Linked DNA regions of Homo sapiens: region 2 is linked to region 1. A link is an interaction called in ENCODE POLR2A ChIA-PET data of the cell type or tissue named here. Cell type or tissue: endothelial cell of umbilical vein. All regions are shown on one strand. Links, peaks and the distances in the headings refer to the core of each region. The heading gives the core; the rest is flanking DNA.

Region 1 (8,410 bases), core at 184-8,183:
TCCAAGGGGAAGCAAGAAAAAAAAATGCTGCCGTCTTGGGCTTTGACTGCATCTTTATAATAACTGTTATGGTTGGAAGAGAACCAAGACATTATCATGTACAAGATAAGAATTTACTCCCCTGGCTTCCACTCTACAATTACAATAAAGCATACTATATCCAGAGAAATATGGACCATAAGCTACTTTTTACATTCCCCACTCTGGTGTTTAGGTGTTGGAACTTTTCAAACTGTAATTAACTCTGAAATCATTTGACTGTGCAAATCTGAAGTAGAGAAAGCTACCTTTGAACTCAGAAAAAAAGAGGGCAAGGTAAAGAAACATTTAAATGACATTTAGTTTGTTCCATCATCAAATTAAATGAATGATTCCTCCAAAGTAGTAATCCTACTGCAATTTTCACCCAAAAAAAAAAAAAGGGAGAGAGAGAGAAAGAAACAACTTCATATCCCCTTAATGACTAGGGAGAGAGATGTAGGTCATAAAATCCAATTTCAAAATAGAACTTTACCTGAAAATTACAGGTGGAATTTTCTTCTGTGGCTTTTACATAAACAAACACAAAACAAAGTCATTCCTCCTCTAAAGTATTTTTAAATAACTTACCTTTTCAGTAAAAAAAAAAATAAAAAAATAAAAATTGTTTGGATGGTACTGGTTCGCAATGATAGTTATTGACCACTTACCTTTGCACTTAAAAAAAAAATCTAACAACATTCTAGTAAGTCTAAGAATTTTTTAACTTTCTTCACTGGCTCACTGACTTCTAGGTATTTAACAACTTAAAAATCTAGTCAGCTGTCAAATGAGACCATCAGCTTTAAGTTTACAGCCATTAAATCATTAAGCCAAACTTTCTTTTCAAAAGAGGAATGTATACTACTATGTCAAGTTTTCTTTTTCATTCTAAGAGAAAAATGCGGAAAAAAAAGGGGCCCCCACAGTATAATATCACGAAAAGGGTCAAAAAACAAGAGTCTAAAACCAAAACATGAGTTCTGAATCTGTCACTTACTACTGGTGTGCTCTCCAGAGAGCCACTTCCTCGCTGGGCCTCAGTTTCTGTAAAATGAACATTTGTAAAACAAGCAGGGCAGATTTGACTGTCTCTCTGGTCCATCCCTGTTCTCATAGCAGCCAGTGATCTGTAGATCTGAGAGGTCAGGGAGAAATGGCAGGCCTGATAAGCCTGGATTTGCACAACTCCACAGGAGGGACCACACTGGGCAGCCAGCCTGTCTTTGGAGCAGAAGCAGGGAGTCCACCTTGCAGGCTCCAACTGGACTTGGGGAGGCAGAATCCAGAAATGTAGCAGGCCTTGGCAACTGGTGACTGCTGAAGTGTCTGAGTCTGAAGTCACTTTGGCTGAGTTTTCTAGGTTCTAAGCTTTCTCCAGATTTTTGTTTCTTCTCCTCAGAGCACACCACCTCCAAATACAAGGAACTTGGGCACAAGCAGCAGCTAGTTCCCAACTCAAACACTGATAAGCTACTGCCAGCCATATTGAAATAGAGGGGAGAACCTATTTAAGAAGTAGGCAAGCAAAGGGAGAAAAACAGCATACTGGCCACATGCTTTGAGCCCCAATCCAGTCCTGCCCAAAGATCTACCCCAGACACTTCAACCGCATAGGGTGGTAGCTTCCTTTCTTGCCAGTGTGAGTTGAGTGTTCTGCTGCCCGCAGAACAAGTCTTTACTGACATGAAGGATCCAAGAAACAGCCCCCAGCTTGACCTCTGCCTATTTCTCCCACCTCTATTTATGCCCTTTCTTCCCACTAGTTCTCTAAACTCCAAAACCATAATGCCATCTTTCCACTCATCAAAGGTGCTATGCTTTTCCTCAAAAAGGAGCCTTCTGGGAGGTCCACTCTTTCACTAACCAACTCCTAATTCATTCCACTTTCTTAGGGAGGCCTGCCAGAATCCCTCTGTGCCCTTAAATAGGTTAACATCCCTGACACTTTCTCCAAGCATCCTGAACCTCCTCTCATAACATTCATTACATCAGAAATTAACTGATGGGTAGGTATCTCAAACCTAACATAGTGCCTGGCACCAAGTAAACATTCATCTGTGTTGAAGTCATTATGATGACAAGCTCATATCTCAAAGCAATCCATTCTAGAACTCTTCTATCAGAAAGTTCTCCTTTGTATCACAAAGAAATTGGCTTCCCCATAACCTGCACACAAGCACTGCATTTTCTTTTTGTAACCCGCTGAATAATTCTAACCCAGACACTGCAAATTGGTGGCCTTTGGCCCTATCCAGCCTGCAGACATGTTTGGTTTGGCCCACATAGTGTGTTTTTCTTTTTTTTTTTTTTTAAACTGAATTAGTTGCCAAAAATTTAAAGATATTTTATGGAAAAAACAGACACCCAGCTTCTCATAAAAAACAAAGTCATGTGACAACATTGGACCCACATGGCTACTGGGCAACAGAGTAACTGAGTGGTCCTGCCCCCCTTCACCCTTGGCACATGTCCTCCAGCTTGCAACATCCAGCACCACTCCCTGCTTACCTACACCTGGTCCACTTCATTCATTGTGTTGAACTGACCTCTAGAAACATGAATTCGATATAGCAACCCTGGGTGTACTCTAGATCCCATATTTTAGCGTTTATTTCTATATTGTCTTGAGCCATCCAAGTTGGTTTAGCCTCTCTGGATAGGACAGAGCTCTGGGGTCTTAGGGGGAGGCACTGGATGTCCTGTATCACTCTCAGCCTCCCTGCAATAAGGAATCCAGTGAATATTTGCTGACAGACTGATCAGAAGACATTATATATTAGTCCAGCTCTTCCTCTTCAATCTGCCTCTCTTCTCTCCCAGTTACAGCTATCTCGCTTAGTCCTTTTCTGACTCTTGTCTCTTCTGGAAGGGGGAGAGAACAGGGACAAGCAGTAGATGCAGTTCATATTGCAGTAGTCCAATGTGTGTGCCTAGACTATATGCCAGCCTTTAAGAAAAACAAGGACCCTCCCAGTCTTGTGGAGAAAGCCAGGCATGAAATCAAGGGCCAGACAGCACAATTAGGGACAGACCCAGAGGAGCTTCCCCAAAGAAGCTTGGCATTACAACTGGAAGGCTGGGGAATTTGCTGGGCAAAGGTATTAACTAATTTGTAAAAATCTAGGAGAGTCACCAATGGTTTTATTCAGGCACATCATTGTTAAAAAATGTAGCCTAAACAACCTCCAAAATATTTATATTTATTTGTGAATTGTAAATTTTATATACTAGTGTACCAATATATTATACATATTATAAAACATTACAAATATAGAAATTAAATAAGGATACAATAAACATGTCATAGATGAAATTATGTGATATTTGGAATTTGCTTCAAAATAATCTGGGGGGGCCGGGCGCGGTGGCTCACGCCTGTAATCCCAGCACTTTGGGAGGCCGAGGCGGGTGGATCACGAGGTCAGGAGATCGAGACCATCCTGGCTAACAAGGTGAAACCCCGTCTCTACTAAAAATACAAAAAATTAGCCGGGCGCGGTGGCAGGCGCCTGTAGTCCCAGCTACTCGGGAGGCTGAGGCAGGAGAATGGCATGAACCCGGGAAGCAGAGCTTGCAGTGAGCCGAAATTGTGCCACTGCAGTCCGCAGTCCGGCCTGGGCGACAGAGCGAGACTCCGTCTCAAAAAAAAAAATAAAATAAAATAATAATAATAATAATAATAATAATAATAATAATAATAATCTGGGGGGAAGAGCAAGTGGAGGCAGAGGTAGAGATGAAACCAGCCTGACCATCAATTAATAACTGTCTAAGCTGGGTGAGAGGTATGTGGATATTCATATGCTATTTTATTTACTTTTGTATATGTTTTTAAATCTTTGTAGTTTAAAACTAAAGAAATAACTATGACTAGCCAGGTCTAGCATTTTCTTCAGAAAGCCCCAAGCATGGCTTTGCACCACATCCAAAGGTCCGTGAACCATATCTTAAAAACCTGGGGGCAGAGGATTGACCATATTGAAATCTGCAGGTCTACAAATTAGATTTCAGTTTCATTCAGGCTTAGGAGCTACATGTTTACCACCTTCCCGGTTCTGTGCCCTGGCACTAAATGAACTGCTCTCATATTTACATTTCTGTTTATTGACTGCTCCTACCTTAGGCCCTGAGCTAGACACTTGGTTATCCTTTAAAATATATTTACTCCCATTAGCTACATGAAATACAAAGACACTAAAGTTCAGAGTGATTTAATAACATGACAGAAGTTACACAGTTAATAACTAACTGGCTGAGTCAAAATTCTTGTCCCTGTTGTCCCTTCATATTTTGACTTTCAATAAATTCTTACTCCAAGGTCCAAGCATATCTAAAATAAATCCCACTCCATCTAATACCAAAATTCCAGAGTTCTGCAAGGTTCCTGCCTGCTCATCCACTTAAGCTCAAGGAAGGAACTCCTCAAGCAGCAACCAGAAATAGCAGCAACATGTTACTAAGTGTAAAACCATCTCCTCTCCCTCCCCCAAGCCCTTCCAGACTCAAGTACTATTGGCAGGAAAAACATAATAAGCACAAGGAATAAGGCCAGCAAAGATAGGCATTAGTGAGAAGGAAGTCCAGGAAGTGCTAAGCACAACAGAGACAGTTTATCAGAAGTCATTCAACATGCTTTTTCTTGGGCTCATTCCTGACAAGTTCAACTCAGAGTCATCCGTCAATGGACAGTTTTCTTCTATTCTAAATATCCATTTTCAAAAGAAAGCAACACAGCAGTTTTTCCACTAAGGCTTATATGGTACACAAGGCGTAGAATCAAATCACATTATTTGCATATACAGGTGATTTTTCCTTCGAAAATATTCTATATTGCGTAATTACACATTCAAATCATTCTAAACCAGCCCTGTCCTGTTATGATGCATGTGATTTAGAGGAAATTACACATCTTACCAAACATGACTGCAAATCAGCTTGCAGTTATAATAGAGCCAGCAAGATATTTATGTCCAATAACCACAGAAGCTCTAGGATAATGGCCAAAGAAATGAGACATGGGAGCCATATGAAGGGGCACAGGAGTCAGAGTCCTGTTCAGGTGTTCAAGATACACGAGCTACCTTGTCCAGTGCCACCAAAGGAATCAGAAACATCTAATGAACTACTGATTTGGCTACCCTTCATGTGTGAAGCTGCTGCTGCTGCTGCTGCTGCTGCTGCTTCCTTCAGGACTGGCCTGTGTGTGTGGACATTTCACTGAAAAGGACAATGGAGAAGTAGCTAACTTCCTTGACTTCACCAGAGGGGCTTGGGCAAGGCTCCTCTATGCTCCCATAATATCCTGTTTCTCTCTCTACCACTGCACTAACCTACTGCAGTGTAATGCCTCTATGTCTCTCGCTAACCACCTGTATCATAATGCCTCTTTTTGTGTCTATTTCCATCATTAGTTGACAGATTAAGGGCATGGACTAGGCTTTAGTCACCTGTGATTGCCAGTTTAATCTAACCCCACTTTGGGAGGCCGAGGCGGGTGGATCACGAGGTCAGGAAATCGAGACCATCCTGGCTAACATGGTGAAACCCCGTCTCTACTAAAAATACAAAAAAAATTAGCCGGGTGTCGTGGCAGGCGTCTGTAGACCCAGCTACTCAGGAGGCTGAGGCAGGAGAATGGCGTGAACCCGGTAGGCAGAGGTTGCAGTGAGCAGAGATCACGCCACTGCACTCCAGCCTGGGTGACTGAGCAAGACTCCATCTCAAAATATAAAAAATAAATAAATAAAATCTAACCCAAGACCCTTCATAGAGCAGAAGCTCCCCAAAATTTTGTTGGATATATGCGAAAATGAATAATGCAGGACAGGCACAGTAGCTCACATCTGTAATTCCAGAACTTTGGGAAGCCAAGGTGGGAGGATCACTTGAGGCCAGGAGTTCAAGACCAGCCTGGCCAACAGAGTGAGACTCCATCCCTACAAAAAATTACAAAATTAGCAGGGTGTGATGGTATGTGTGTGTAGTCTCAGCTACTCAAGAGGACTGCTTGAGCCCAGGAGTTTGAGGTTACAGTGAACTATGATCACATCACTGCACTCCAGCCTAGGTGACAGAGCAAAGATCCTGTCTCTTAAGAAAAAAAAAAAAAAAAAAAGGAAGGAATTTAGTGCATTGTTGTTTTACTGCATACAAAGAAGCGTTGCTCTTTAATTCCAGCTGTAGTCAGTATTTACAACATTGCTTTATATCTTTGACACTTCTGCCCCAGCTGAGTCCTTCAGTTCCTGAACATGCCTCTGTTCTAGCTGCTGCTTTTTCTTCAATTGGAGTTGAAGCTCCAGTTCTTGCTTCTGGTATTTCTTCTGCCCTGACTGGAAGAAACCCTGCTCCTCCCTCCCTCCCAGGCCTCATCCAGCAGCTGTCTGACCAACCTGCTGGTCTGTCTGCCAAGTTCATAGTAAGTGTGCCCAGCCCAGCAGAGTTGGGCTAACTTTAAGGCAGGCACACTGGCCTTGTGCCAGGCCCTTGCTGTTAGGAAGCCTGTACTGTCCTATAATGTTAAATGGGCCTTATAAGTGCCTGGCGAAATGGCTCCCAGAGCCAGATATGCCTTCTAACAAGCAGGCATTGTTACTTAGCTGGTTTACCTGTGCAATCTTATCTCCTCCTCGAGAATGTAAACTCCTTAAGGAGTTGTGCTGGAATACGTCCTTGTAAAATCCCCTGAATACCCAGCATAGAGCTCCATGCTCAGTAAGCTTCCAATAATCATTTCTCCATTTGAGAACAACCACATCCATCAATATTTCTCAGCCCTGGCTTAACATTAACAGATGCCTTTACATGCACTATTTCCTTTAAGTCCACAGAGCAAATCTTGAGGAAGAATCACCATCCTCAATTTTACAGATAAAATCACCCAACTTGCAAATGGCAGAGCTGGAATCCAGGTCTCTACCTACCCAATGTGGGGCTCTTTCCACTCCACGATGCTGCTTGATAAAAACTTGTTGCATGAATAAATAGGCAAAAACCCGTCTCCCTGGACACAGCCACTTACTGCTCCCAGACCTCAATGCCACCATGGCTCCTCTGCACCAGACCCATGAGGAGATGATGATTAGGTTTTTGACTTTTATCCATGATGTATGATGTCTGCTGTCAGGGGAACAGTATTCAGTGACAGCTTTCCCAGAGTACTGGCAAAATTGGTTGGCACAACTTATTTAAAGATTTTTTAAAATATATTTTGTCCATTATTAAAAAGGAACAACAAAAATCATGAGTAGGCAGCCCCCACTGGAGAATTTTCCAAGAAAATCTTCAAGGTAGACGCTTTTCAAACTGTCTTCTCTATCAGCAAGTGCGAAAACTACGTCATGGGAAACTATAGTGCTAAAAGAAGCCTAGGTTTTTGTTTTTGTAAAATTACCCCCTTGCAACTCCTTATAAGCAGTAAGTGCTGCCACTTGAAATGCTGCAAAACAACAGGCCTGGTTTGAGGGCTACTTTATAATTTCTCAAACTTTAAAATCGTCTTTCGAGAATTTCAGCAGCAGAAGCAATATAAAAGTCTGAACATTGGCTTTTTACATATAAAGAGGCCTATAGAATGTTTCTCATAAAGTGAGATGGTGTCCTGAAAGGCCTGTACTATGCTCAAAATGCCAAGGTCAAATGAAAGGAGTCAATCCCTTAAGCAAGGGAAGACATTCTTTTCCAAAGAGACACAACTATCCCCCTCTCCACCCCCACCCTGACCATCTTCGTAGGAAGTCACACCTTAAAGCCTATGTGAGGCTTACCTCTGAAAAACAGATTAGCTCCACCTCTATAAAATCCATCATGCTGCAGGGAGGGCTATATAACCTACACTTTAGGTAACTAAACCCACATAATTTCAGACCCACTGAACAAATCCCAAAGGTTTACAGATGAGAATGTGGGGCTCAAAATCTTTGTTCTAAGGCCAAAAATCTAACCTGCATTCGACTTTTTTTTTTCCGACCAGTCTAACTAAATTAAAAAGAGACACTTTCTGCAATTTTCCCAGTTAGAAGCAAGTGGCAGATCAATGTACAGCTCAAGAAGCAGAATTTAAATACAGTATGTGTGTCTCCTTTCAAAAAAGGAGAGAAGCCACTTCACATTTTGCCAGACAAAACCCTGTCCACAGGAGGTCCGTTTCCACAATGAGGTTGCAAAGGTGTTAGAAAGAGGCCAGTTGGGAGGAGATAAAGGACCATTTGGGCACAAACCCCCCACCGATCAGAGCTTTTTTTCGAAGTGTCTTTTTCAACAGGGCAGCCTTTTAAAACTACATTTGCTTAGGATCCCTACCTGAATGACAATGTGTTGGGATCCAATTTCACCTTTTGTCAAGGACTGGGTGAGAAACAGTAAAATGGCTGTCAGCATCTTAGAAAAA
Region 2 (8,266 bases), core at 267-8,266, 190 kb before region 1:
CCTCCTGCCTCAGCCTCCTGAGTTACTAGGAATACAAGTGTGCCCCATCATGCCTGATTAATTATTTTATTTTTGTAGAGCCAGGGTCTCGCTATGTTGCTCAGGCTGGTCCGGAACTCCTGGTCTCAAGTGATCCGCCCATCTCAGCCTCTCAAGGTGCTGGGATTACAAGTGTGAGCCAATGAACCCACCCCGTTTTTCTTCATTAACAATCCTCCTTTTCTTGGGAAACACTCTCTGGCAATCATAATTGTCAGGCTCCTATTGATATTTCTTTCATCAGTTTAAAGTGGATATTTCTTCAAACTGCTCTTTAGACTCCAACATCTTTTCTTTTTCATAAACATCATCATGGCTGCCAAGAACAGGGCTAACAGCCTTTCACTGACTCAGTTTACATGACAACCATGTGAGGTAGGTATCATTCCCATTTTATAGACGGCAGGAGAAAGCTACGGAATTGAAGGTGACAGAAAGAGAAGATGTTCAAATCCCAGCTGGCCTCACTTTAAAGGTCATGCTTCTGCCTCTAAGCCTTGGTGCGCGTACTCTTCTATTCAGATTTCCAAAATATCCTTGATATATTTAAGAAATGACTATAAAGTTAGTTAAAATATTACCTGGATGAATGAATTGTGTGACTGATTGTCACAACATAACCAGCTCCTCCAACATCTAAGTAAGGACCAGTCAAAGAAATCAACCCTGGATTAGCTACTGCATGGAGATACCTAATGGAGACCAAAGAAAGTCATGTTATTTTATTTTTTATTTATTTTTTTTGAGATGGAGTCTTGCTCTGTCGCCCAGGCTGGAGTGCAGTGGTGCGATCTCAGCTCACTGCAAGCTCCGCCTCCTGGGTTCACGCCATTCTCCTGCCTCAGCCTCTCCAAGTAGCTGGGACTACAGGCACCCGCCATCATGCCTAGCTAATTTTTTGTATTTTTAGTAGAGACGGGGTTTCACCGTGGTCTCGATCTCCTGACCTCGTGATCCGCCCACCTCAGCCTCCCAAAGTGCTGAGATTACAAGTGTGAGTCACCGCACCCGGCCAAGTCATGTTATTTTTAAGTATGCACCTCTACTCTGTAAATTTCAAAGAAAAGTGAGCTTATAAGTCTAAAAATATTTAGGATGAATTTTGTTTGTGTTACACTGAAATGCAAAAGGATTCTCATCTTTTGTATCTGACTGTAGCATCAACACAAGTAGTAAAGAGAATCTGAAATTCCTTCTTACTTTAAAAAGAGACATTGAACTCAGTATATATCTGGGCATTTACTAAGATATGTAGTATAGTTGTTTTTTTTGTTTTTTTGTTTTGTTTTTTGACAGGGTCTCATTCTATCGCCCAGGCTGGAGTGCAGTGGTGTGATCTTGGCTCACTGAAGCCTCAAACTCCTAGGCGTAAGCAATTCTCCCACCTCAGCCTCCTGAGTAGCTGGGACTACAGGTGTGTACCACCACACCCAACTAATTTTTGTATTTTTTTTTTTGTAGAGATGGGGTTTCACTATGTTACCCAGGCTGGTCTTGAACTCCTAGGCTCGAGCAATCCACCTGCCTTGGCCTCCCAAAGTGCTAGGGTTACAGGTAGAGATGTTTTAGAGGCTAGGTAGATTTTCTGTTCTTATGTCCAGTTGACTCCCCTGCTATGCTATAGCACATTGTTAGCTCTTGCTTTTGAAAATTAAAGTAAAAAAAAAGCCTAGAAGTAAAAGAATGTTTTTGAATTTGTGTGTTCATTTTTCACAGGTCATACATAAGCTGTAACTTGATTCCATAATCATGTGTAGTAAAATGAAGTCTATCCAGTAGGGACACATTTTGCATAAGGTAGGAATCAAACAAACCACTAGGAATTAAAATTGCCAAGCATAAAGAATTTCAGGCTCAAAATTTCAATGAGATAAAAACATTTTAGATAGAAAAAACCCCACAAAGCTGTTGTTAATGCTGCACTGAAAAAACTATTCAGGAACATTTTTCACCACCATGAAAGTATCTTCTTTAGTTTAATGCCCTGAAGTTGCTTTATTGTATGTACTTACCATGTCTCTCCAGGATTTGGGGGAGAACCTTTGATAACGGAAGCCCCTAAAACTCACCATTGTCTCCTAGTGGGATCAAATGCTTTGTCCATGAGGGAACCAGGATAAATTCTGAGGACGCCATTGGGTGTTGCTATGTAACGGCGGACAATGTAAGTGTTCAGGCTACTCATTTCCATTTGTGTCATCCATTCATCTGTGACGTGGCTGGTAGCCATTACTTCATTTCTGACAGAGAACTGGGAAACAAAGGAAGACATAGCAGGGATCCTTTAAAACTCACATGAAAAGAGAGTGGGCTGCTGGCAGTGTTCCCAAAGCTCTGTTGCAGAGAAGCCAAGCCGAATTACTTTTTAAAAATCTTTCCACAGCAGATGGATGCAACCAAACTTGGTGAAAATAAAAGCTTGCAGAAATACAGTCAGCAGATGCGTGATCACTCAATTGTTCACCCTACCTAGGCTTTCTGAGTTTAAGAAGAAAAATCCTATAGCGAGTCATTAATATACACATATATACACACTAACCCTAAAGCTTTGTTCCTTAAACTTTATACTTATATTTATCTCGAGAGACAGCAGGGGCACTTTACTTCTTCCTCTGGGTAAGACAGGGCTGGGAAAGTTTCACTAGTCTCTAAATCACATCCCTCTAACATCACTGGAAACCCCCAGTGCTTCTAAGGCCTGTAACAGATTCTCCATGTGGCCCACGGGGCTTCTTCATCCATCAGAAGAGTCACTGCTGACCAGCCTCCCCTGGGCCACACACTCTGCAGCTCTCCAGCTGAGAGGCACAGATGCAGAGCTGGGTTTCCTACTTCAAAGGTTCACTGCCAGCACCCCCTGCTGGGCCTGTGGAGGGGGACACCAGAAATGGAGCTCTGCGCCAATGCTTACTTTGAGGCCCGGGTTAGCAATGAGGCGGGTGTTGTCGCTGAGATAGGCGGTGTAGTGCTCTACCATGCGCTTTGTCTCTGGCTGGCTGAGGTGCTCATAGGGGGAGGAAAAGCTGCCAGCAGACAGCATGATGGTGGGACTTTCTGAAAGAGAAGCAAACAAAGCAGGCCTGAGAATGCGGAGACTCTATCTCATCCCAAACAAAGGCATCACTCGGGCTCTGCCAATCTGTCAGCTATGGTGGCTTAATGTCTTTTTTTTTCCTTTTTTTCTTTTTTTTTTTTTTTCAGATGGAGTCTCGCTCTGTGGCCCAGGCTGGTGTGAAGTGGCGCGGCTTCGGATCACTGCAAACTCCGCCTCCTGGGTTCCTGCCATTCTCCTGCCTCAGCCTCCCCAGTAGCTGGGACTACAGGCAACCGCCACCACGCCCGGCTTATTTTTGTATTTTTAGTAGGGACAGGGTTTCACCGTGTTAGCCAGGATGGTCTCGATCTCCTGACCTCGTGATCCACCTGTCTCGTCCTCCCAAAGTGCTGGGATTACAGGCATGAGCCACTGCGCCCGGCGGCGGCTTAATATCTAAAGGGCCACATTCTCTCCCTTCAGGGAGCTTACAGTCCTAAGAATGAACCAGTAAAGACATGCGCCAATAAACACAAGTGCTGGGAGTAGAAATTCTTCAAACTATCTGAGATCTACATATAATATCTTATGAGGAATGAGGGGACAGCTTATGACACACATGAAACCAGTCTGGATTAAAGCCATTTTCTGGCTGTGTGATGTTGGGCAGGTTATAATACATGTAGTGTTTCTCTCATTTGCATAGCAGCAATCTTACAGAAATACGGTGAGAATTCAATGAGTTAATATTTGTAAAGCAAATGAGTATTAACTATTATTCATATTAGTAGTACTATTTAAGAAAGAAAGATGGAACAGTGAAATCAATGCAAAAATCAAATAAAAATTATTCACTCAGATGGTGGCAGCAAAACTTGACACAAACAAAAGCTTCTAGAAATATAGTAATTAATGTATACATGTTTCATTATTGGTCTGATCTAACAGGAAAATCCTAGTTCTCTATTTAAGATAAAAATTCTCACAGTGAATCACAGTGCAGAACAAAAACACTAAATCTTCGTCTTTGAGATTTTCTACCATTCAACCTTATAGTATTTTTAAAAGCTTTAGAAAGCATGATCATGTGTCCTATCTCATTTAATCACATAGGGCATCTTCTACTCCTTTTGTTAGTTCTCACACGTCATGTCTTGTCTCCTGGTAGCCTGGTGATCTCTGATTGTGCTGGACATTGCACTTAAAAAGTAATCTGTAGAAATAGCTTGAGGCCTAAGAAGATGGGGGATCCTTCTCCAGAGAGGATTGTTGTTTCATCCTGTCCGGTGCCACACTGCAAGATGTAGCAGGTGGGGTGTTGGAAACAGTTCCCAATTAGGAGCCAGGATACTGACCTAAGCACTGCATGACTTCAACTAATCCTATTTCAAAGGCTAATGCTTGAAGTTCCCCAAACCACTCAGATGATAGGAACCCCAAGTCAAGGCCTGATTTAACTTCAGGCCTTCCCCTAAAGATGTAGTCTTTTAGAATCTCTGCCAAAAGCATGTATGTATGTGGGGCTGGGAGTAAAAAATTTATTAGAGTCTTCACCTTTTGTGGACCCTGGATTTGATTTTTGCTTCTCTTCCTTGCCTGAAGTAGCTACTTAAAGCACTGTTTAATTTCACAGCTGTTTCTTCTGGATTGGTAGACATGTGCATTGCAAAAGTGGCTTTGAGTGTTGGCTCTCTTCTCTGGGTTCTTATTTTCTCTGAGATTTTTGCCCAGTAATTCCTCTCTCTCATGTTAGCTCTGATGCTTTCCAAGATTTTAATCCAGGATTACGTTTCAATCCAGGAATTTTATTAAATAGTTGTCCTCAGTAGGTTGGGTTAGAATTACCTAGTCTGCCATTCCCAGAAAACATTAAATAATGTTATGTTTCATTTAATTCTGATGATATCTTCATTGGCTACCCTGGGAGATTATTATTATATTAATTAACCAAAGCAAAGACAACCAGAGGCTGGAAAAGGTTAGGGTGCCTAGCAGCATGCTGTGGATTCATGTATATATTCTTTTGCAGGCCCTCCATGCAAGGACCTGCCAAAAAGAGAGAGGGTAGTTCCTGAACTCAAAGAAGTTAGGATCTGATTGGAGTGACAAGGAATAAGGAAAATAGAGAAAAATAACAGTGTAAGAATAACACAATAATATAAGAAGTGTCAAAGGCACCCACTTCAGAGACAGAAGAGTCACCACGGGGCTGGAGTAAAGAGAAGAAGAGGTGGCTTGGGGTCTCTTTTGTAGTGACAGAGACTGGCGTTTTAGAAAAGGCTAGTGCAGTAAGATGGGGTGAGCACAAAGAGACAGAAGGAATCAAGATACAGGACCCAAAGCTTTGTGTCTAGGAGGTAGACATGCTTATTTATACACACATATACATATTTAATTGCCTTAGATGATGCACTCTTAAAAATTTTTTCTTTGTCTCTTTGTGTACCAAGAAAGATGATGTCCTTCTATCAGCTCACTTGAACACAGGTGACATATATTTAAGACCTGGCCTCTAAACCCCCACATCACTGAAATCAAATGGAAACCACTTCTTTGCCATTGCTTCCCATATTTCCTATTCCCTTTTTATTGTATTTTAATTACCTTGGTTCATTTTCATTGCCAACTGATCCTAACTAAGATGCCCTTGATTACCTCTCCACCTTGTCCTGGGGCCTTACCATCAAGGTGAGGAAGGGTGCCAAGACCTCCCAGTGAAAGTCAGACACTGGCCTATGGTCTGCTTGTTAATCATATATGAAATAATTAAGTTCATACATTATCTGAATAATCTCTATGAGGCAGTGCTTGCTGTCCAACTGAAATGCAATGCGATCCACAGATGTAATTTAAAATTTTCCAGTAGCCACATTAAGAAAAGCAAAAAGTGGCTGGGCACAGTGGCGCCTGTAATCCCAGCACTTTGGGAGGCCAAGGCGGGAGGATCACCTGAGGTCAGGAGTCAAGACCAGCCTGGCCAACATGGTGAAACTCCATCTTTACTAAAAATACAAAAATTAGCCGGGCGTGGTGGTGCGCAACTGTAATCCCAGCTAATCAGGCAGCTGAGGCAGAAGAATCACCTGAACCCAGGAGACGGAGGTGGCAGTGAGCCAAGATCGTGCCACTGTACTCCATTCTGGGTGACAAGAGCAAAACTCCCTGTCAAAGTAAAAATAAATAAAAAAAAAAAAGCAAAGCAAAAAGTAGTATTAAAGTAATTTTTATAATATGCTTATGGAATCCAGTATATCCACAATAGCATTATAATTTTAACATGTTATCAATATAAAAATTAAGTATGAACTTCACACTTACCATACACCTCAATTTGGATGAGCCATATTTAAAGTGCCCAATAGCTACACGTGGCTAGTGGCTGCCATATTGGAAACTGTAGCTATGGGAGATATGCAAAGGAAATAAAAAATCTAGGCTTGAGCTTCTTTTTCATCAAGAAAACTATTGTAATTTATTGTCTCAAATTTCAAAACAGTGACCTAATTTTCACCAGCAGTAGCTTGCTCACACAGAACTTAAAAGAGGCTTCTACACATCAGTGTTTCAGTAAAGCATTTCTTAAAAATATGAAATTTTTAAACATACTTTTTTGTATAAAAACAAACAAAACCCCAAAGACCAAATCAAAACAAAGAAATATAAAATCCTGCCTTCTTGGATCAACATCACTGGCTCTATCCAAATTGTCAACACTGCTGGGAGGTATCCCAGAAGAGACCACTTAGTCCAGCCTGCTCTTCTGATCTCATGTCCAGGCAGAACTCTCGAGGATGGAATTTAAGAGAGGAACACAAACACGAGTGCTATCATTTGGAATCTAGAGACTGCAGACTTCTAGCCTTGATTTTATTCCCATCTGTTCCCCTTCTTCTCAGTTGGCCAGTTGTGTGATGATTCTTCGTTATTAACTGCTTTGAACCCTAAGTCTTTTCAACAGTGAAAAAGAGAATACCTGTTTTACTGTACTGTCAGTATACTGTGGTTTGGTGACAACATAGACCACGAATGCCTAGTATGTGTCTGGCACATGGCAGAGCAGAGGTGCATGGGTCAAATCTCAGCTTTGCTATATTTTATGTTATCTGGGGGAAAATTATCTTTGGTAAACCCAAATCAATCACATGTCAACTCAGGTGAAAAATAAAAAACATCTGGTACGTAATAAATGTAAATTCCTTTTTGCTTCCTTTGAATTATCTTCGAATTCCTAAGCCCTTTTGAAGATAGGAATCTGTGGTAGATTACTGCTGATATGCTACATAGATTCCTTTGGAGGCCTTTTACTGTTATTCTACCCCACCCCACCTCAATATCCCCATACTTACATGTTTACCTTTAATGGGCTGTATCTGTGCCTCTCTCTATGGACTTAGGGCTACTGAAAACTCTGTACCTAGCACTAGAAGAAAGTTGAAAGTGACTAAGAAATGTGAAAGTTGAGCTCTCTTTAGAGTCTGGGCAAACTCTATTGGTGTAATTTACACTCCAGAGACCCCCTAGAAGACCAGGCTGAACTTAAAACTTCACTCAACATCAAACTTGTCTTTTTTGCCTTCCTTGTCCTGTTTTTCTCACTTCTTCACTGGTTTCTCAAAGCCCATCCTATATAAATCGCGAGCACACGAAACCTTGTCTCAGAGTCTGCTAGACGATCTGATTTGAGGCCAGGCTTCAAATCGTTTTCATATTTGTATCCCCAAACCAGCTGACTCTGCAGGCATTCAGTATCTTTTTTGGAGGGGTGGGGTGGATGGTATTCAAAAGGATATTTACAGTGAGCTGCTAAGAGTAAGAATGTGAAGGAAGTGTAAGGGCTTTACCTAGGGTTGCCAGCTGTTTGAAGTGGAGGCAAGCACTGGGCTGGCCAAGGAGATCCAGCCGGTGGTACAGCAGCTTGCTGCTGGGAACAGTGTTGAGGTTCTTCAGTTGTTTCACAGGTATTTCTGGTTGTATCACCACAATACACAGAATAAAGGAAGTGTCTTGTACCTGTAAAAATCAATAAAGAATTTCTGACCTAGAAAATGAGGGTTCCATGGGGACAGGGACTTTGCATACATTATTTTCTACTGCCTCTACCTTCTATCTTCACGTGGAAGGTATTCATTAAATATGGGATGAATGAATGAAGACATGAGGATAGGGTGATAGAAGGTATCTAATTTTGTATTT

The links. Peaks named below come from ENCODE experiments on the same cell type or tissue, not always from the same donor. Only the 100,000 strongest peaks of a DNase experiment are listed, where the experiment ranks them.
Region 2: POLR2A ChIA-PET joins it to region 1 with 5 read pairs; 2 of 35 experiments call an interaction of 5 or more read pairs at or near these places.

The regions. Positions count from the first base shown.
Region 1 is chr1:64,472,898-64,481,307 of GRCh38, reverse strand. All of the region lies in intron 1 of CACHD1 (cache domain containing 1), which reads right to left. Among named protein-coding and RNA genes, the nearest start is that of CACHD1, 7.0 kb to the right of the region's middle. RefSeq lists enhancers at 7,479-8,264, 8,265-8,410. In endothelial cell of umbilical vein, for the core only: no CTCF peak of the experiment used is centred there; DNase peaks (open chromatin) are centred at 2,357 and 4,657; H3K27ac peaks cover 1,584 bases.
Region 2 is chr1:64,658,522-64,666,787 of GRCh38, reverse strand. It overlaps CACHD1 (cache domain containing 1), which reads right to left. Exons shown (of 27, transcript NM_020925.4): 13 at 7,915-8,083; 14 at 2,951-3,093; 15 at 2,109-2,290; 16 at 621-731. Among named protein-coding and RNA genes, the nearest start is that of RAVER2, 82 kb to the left of the region's middle. RefSeq lists a silencer at 2,855-3,030. In endothelial cell of umbilical vein, for the core only: no CTCF peak of the experiment used is centred there; no DNase peak of the experiment used is centred there.